Regions from separate parts of the Homo sapiens genome. Here region 2 is linked to region 1. Evidence: chromatin loops called from intact Hi-C (ENCODE). Cell type or tissue: GM12878. All regions are shown on one strand. Region 1 has its middle 210 kb from the start of MBNL1-AS1. Region 2 has its middle 98 kb from the start of P2RY1.

Evidence for each region. Hi-C counts contacts between places; a loop is a spot of excess contacts. Peaks named below come from ENCODE experiments on the same cell type or tissue, not always from the same donor. Only the 100,000 strongest peaks of a DNase experiment are listed, where the experiment ranks them.
Region 2: it touches region 1 in a loop (4-fold over the local background); 1 of 110 quality-filtered maps calls a loop at or near these places.

What each region holds. Positions count from the first base shown.
Region 1 is chr3:152,479,306-152,481,805 of GRCh38, forward strand. No RefSeq gene overlaps it. Among named protein-coding and RNA genes, the nearest start is that of MBNL1-AS1, 210 kb to the left of the region's middle. In GM12878, no CTCF peak of the experiment used is centred here; a DNase peak (open chromatin) is centred at 1,166; H3K4me3 peaks cover 998 bases; H3K27ac peaks cover 2,366 bases.
Region 2 is chr3:152,735,963-152,738,462 of GRCh38, forward strand. No RefSeq gene overlaps it. Among named protein-coding and RNA genes, the nearest start is that of P2RY1, 98 kb to the right of the region's middle. RefSeq lists an enhancer at 1,044-1,093. In GM12878, no CTCF peak of the experiment used is centred here; a DNase peak (open chromatin) is centred at 1,249; H3K27ac peaks cover 706 bases.

The DNA.
Region 1 (2,500 bases):
CTGGGATTACAGGTGCCTGCCACCATGCCCAGCTAATTTTTTTTTTAGTAGAGACGGGGTTTCAAGATCTTGGCCAGGCTGGTCTTGAACTCCTGACCTTGTGATCCACCCGCCTCAGCCTCCCAAAGTGCTGAGATTTACAGGCATGAGCCATCACACCAGACCGATTTCATTCTTTTATGGCTGTGTAGTACTCCATTCTGTATATGTACCACATTTTCTTTCTGAAATTGTTTACTCTGTATATGTGTGTTTATACACACACATATATAAACACACTCACACATGTATATGTACAGAATACACACATATATATTGCTGCACAGAAGCTCTTTAGTTTAATTAGGCCCTACTTGCCAATTTTTGTTTTTGTTGCAATTGCTTTTGAGGACATTGTCATAAATTCTTTCCCAAGGTCGATGTACGGAATCTGTTTCCTAGGTTTTCTTTTAGAATTCCTATAGTTTGAGGTTTTACATATCTTTAATCCATCCTGAGTTAATTTTTTATGTGGTGAAAGGTAGGGGTCCAGTTTCATTCTTTTGCATATGCCTATCCAACTATCCCAGCACCATTTATTGAATAGGGAGTCCTTTCCCCATTGCTTGTTTTTGTCAAAGATTAGATGGGATGGCTGTAGGTGTGTGGCTTTATTTCTGGGTTCTCTCTTCTGTTTTATCGCTCTGTCTGTTTTTGGACAAGTACTATGCTGTTTTGGTTACAGTAGCTTTATAGTATAGTTTTTACTTGAGTAATGTGATGTCTCCAATATTGTTCTTTTTGCTTAGGATTGCTTTGGCTATTCAGGCTCCTTTTTGGTTCCACATGAATTTTAGTGTAGGGTTTTTTTCCCAATTCTGTGAAAAATGATGTTGGTGGTTTGATAGAAATAGCATTGAATCTGTAGATTGCTTTGGTCAGTTTGGCCATTTTAATGATATTGATTCTTCTTGTCCATGAGCATGGAATGTTTTTCCATTTGTTTGTGTCATCTGTGATTTCTTTTTTTGCAGTGTTTTGCAGTTCTCATTGTAGAGATCTTTCACTTCCTCAGTTAGATGTATTCTTAGATATTTTGTGTGTGTGTGTAACTATTTTAAGTGGCATTGCATTCTTGATTTGACTCTCAGCTTGGACATTATTAGTGTGTAGAAATGCTACTGACTTTTGTACATTGATTTTGTATCCTGAAACCTTGCTAAAATCGTTTATCAGTTATAATAGCCTTTTGGCAGAGCCCCTAGAGTTTTCTAAGTTTAGAATCATATCATCAGTGAAGAGAGAGGGTTTGACTTCCCCTTTTCCTACTTGGATGCCTTTTGTATCTCTTGTTCAATTTCTCTGGCTAGGATTTCCAGTATTATGTTCAATAGGAGGAATGAGAATGGGCATCCTTATCTTGTTTTGGTTCTCAAGGGGAATACCTCCAGCTTTTGCCCATTCAGTATGATGTTGGCTGTGGGTCTGTGATAGATGGCTTTTATTATTCTAAGGTACGTTCATTCAGTGCTGAGTTTTTAACATGAAGGCATGCTGAATTTTATTAAAAGCCTTTTCTGCACCTATTTAGATATTCATGTGGTTTTTTAGTTCTATTTATGTGGTGAATAACATTTATTGCTTTGCCTATGTTGAATCAACCTTGAATCCCAGGAATGAATTCACTTGATCATAGTGAATTAACTCTTTGGTGTGCTGCTGAATTCAATTTGCTAGTATTTTCCTGAGGATTTTTGTGTCTATATTCATCAGGGATATTGGCCTGTAGTTTTCTTTTTTCACTGTGTCTTTTCCAGGTTTTGGTTTCAGGGTAATGCTGGCTTCATAGAATGAGCTAGGGAAGAGTCCCTCCTCCTCAATGTTTTGGAATAGTTTTCGTAGAATTAGTATCAGATTTTCTTTGTATGTCTGGTAGAATTCCACTGTGACTCCATCTGGTCTAGGGATTTTTGTTGGTGGTTGTGGTGGTAGGTTTTTATTTTTTTAATTACTGTCAATTTTGGAACTTGATATTGCTCTGTTCAGTGTTCCAATTTCTTCCTGATTTAATCTTGGGAGATTGTGTGTTTCCAAGAGTTTATCCATTTCCTCTAGATTTTCTAGTTTGTGTGCATAGAGGTGTTCATAATAGTCTATCAGGATCTCTTTTCTTCTTCCTAATCCTCTCACACTGATCTGAGGATCTTTTGTATTTCTGTGGGGTCAGTTGTAATGTCACTTTTGCCATTTTTGATTGTGCCTATTTGGATATGCTCTCTTTTTTGCTTTGTTAACCTAGCTCTATTGATCTTGTTTATCCTTCCAAAGAACCAACTTTTAGTTTCCTTGATTCTTTGTATTTGATTCTTTGTATTTGTATTATTTGATTTTGGGGTCTCAATTTCATCAGTTCCACTCTGATTTTAGTTATTTCTTTTTTTCTGCTAGCTTTGGGGTTAGTTTGTTCTTGTTTTTCTGATTCCTCTAGGTATGATGTTAGATCATTAATTTGAGATCTTTC
Region 2 (2,500 bases), 260 kb after region 1:
ATTTGACAAGGACAATAAAAGGTCATTAGTTTCTTTTTTTCATTTAAGGTAATTTTTACTCTTTTCCCCACAACTATCTATGTTTTTGAAGTTTTTTTTAAAGAAGTAGTATATAAATATACTTTCTTTGTGAAAAAAAAAAGCAATACATAAGCATGTAAAATAACAAGAAATTTCCTTTCACCAGACTCTCCAAATTCCATGCCCCTCATCAAAGGTAACTATTTTTATTAAATTGACGTGAATTTTACCCAAACCTTTGTCTATACATTTAACACATAGATGTGTATATGTGCTATGGATGTGTAAATATTTAGTTATATAGTCTGAATTTTATACAATGTGGTACATATTTTCTGTTGCAATGTTCTATGTCCTGATTCTTTCACTAGAAAATGTATCTTTAAGATTTTTTCATCATATAAACAGTGCTACAATAAATATTTTGTACATGAATTTTCATGCACATTGGGAAAGTGTTTTTTTCTGCAAAATACCCTACAAGTGGGAATGCTAAATTGAGAGTGATGCACATTGTAAATACTGACAGAATAGGAAAAAATTTAAAATAACTTACATGCCTCAAATTTTATCTTGATATATATTCTAAAAAGTCTATCAATTTGTAATGAAAATATCTAGTTAAATGAACATTTAAGTAGTCAAATAACTATATATGGAGCATGATTGAGACTCCAGTTAAATAAAAGTACAAAGAGATTCATTATTGGTAAATTGGTTTTAAATGCTATCTATTTATCAACTTGTTTCCTTAAAGGGCTTAATGCCTGTATGAATTTCTAAAATGCCATATAATGCAGGTTTAATGGAAAAGAAAATAGAGGATACAAATAAAATAAACATTATTAACAGATTAAAATTGATCATAAGATAATATTTACCTTGAATAAACATGGGTATATACATGCCAAGAACCATGTTAAGTGCTCGGAACACAGAGTTAGATTGCCATTTAGAAACTTAATATTTAAAGGAGTATACAAAGATATCTTAGCTAAACTATGAATCTCTAGATTGGATTTTCCAGGGTAGAGCCTGAGATAGGGATTCAAGAGTTGTTCTGAGGCATGCTGTTTAGGACTAGCCTCTAAGGAAGGGTGTGAGGCAAGACAGAGAAGGGGAAAGAGCAGTACAAGGATGTGGTCTCAAGTAAAACCCAGCCATGTCCTTATGTGCAAGGTGAATTGTTCTGAAACCTAAACCACATGAGCATTTTTGGCCTCTGAGGCAAGGGGGTTGGCCTTTTGCATCCTTGTATGAGTCAGTCACTGGCTGTGTTACCCAAGGGAAGGACGTGGCTCTCATCAGCTAAGAGCAATTTTCCAATGAAGGGCCAATTGTGGAGCCCTTACAAACCGACACTTGCAACAGTTTTGTAATTTCTAGAAAGAAATTAGCAAAAACTATAAATAATTGGATATATTTAAACATTTGAGTCTTGCCACAACTTATGCAAATTTCTGGACCTTTATTAGTGCTTTCTTGACTCTTCTTAATATACTCTCAAAACATTTGTTATTTTTCTTCTTCCAACATTATTTTATATTATTTGTCAGACTGCTAATTAATTGGCTAGTTCACTAATCTATTTTTTACTGGGATCTTGTTGTGATGGGCAAGAAATATCTATTAACCTCCTTGTCTTTCTTAATCTGTATAGCTTCAGCCAGACCTAGAAGTTTATCTGCTGAAGCTGTATACACCCCATCAGTAGCCCATCCTGCAGTTGGCTAACTCTGATTCCAAATTCCTTTCCGGTGGCGTCCATCTGCTGTGCAAAATGTTGTGAAAAGGCTTCCTATTGACTGTGATTCTCCAATGTGCAGAGCAGAGGGAATGACTTTCCTCTTGATAGACTTGGGTGTGTGAAGAACTATCCCTCTTATAACCGCAATGAAATTTGAGTACTGGAGCGAAATTTGGTAATTTCATCAGTTCATGGTGTTTTTTTTTTTTTTTTAATGTAGTAATTTTCTGTTTTTAAAAGACTACTACTTCACAAAAGCCTAACAAGAAGATATAACACTAAGAGAAAACTTTGCTTATGGTTATCAATAAACTTTAGTTAATTAACAGTATAATAATTTTTGTATATAAATTGTATTAAAAGATATATACATTTTCCTCATTCCGCTCTTAGGCTACCTATTATATATGTGATGTTGAATAGTTGCTTGTTTCTGCATGCTCATTATATTTTTTAATATCACGAATCTTTTAAAGAGAAATAATAATACCAAATCCTGTGAGCAATGCCATTTTTACAAATACTTCTCAATTAGCTTACATGTATTAATTTAAAGACCAATTTTGTTAGTTCTGAAAAACCATTTGAAATTTAAACAAGGCAGTTGAATCACACTTCGTGTTGTTGCTTTTTTTTTCCTGGTAGGTGGTAAACAAATGGAGCTATTTTAGGATCACAACCATTTAAAATGTAAGATTGAAACATAAGCCAAGATTCAGCTATGACTTTGTT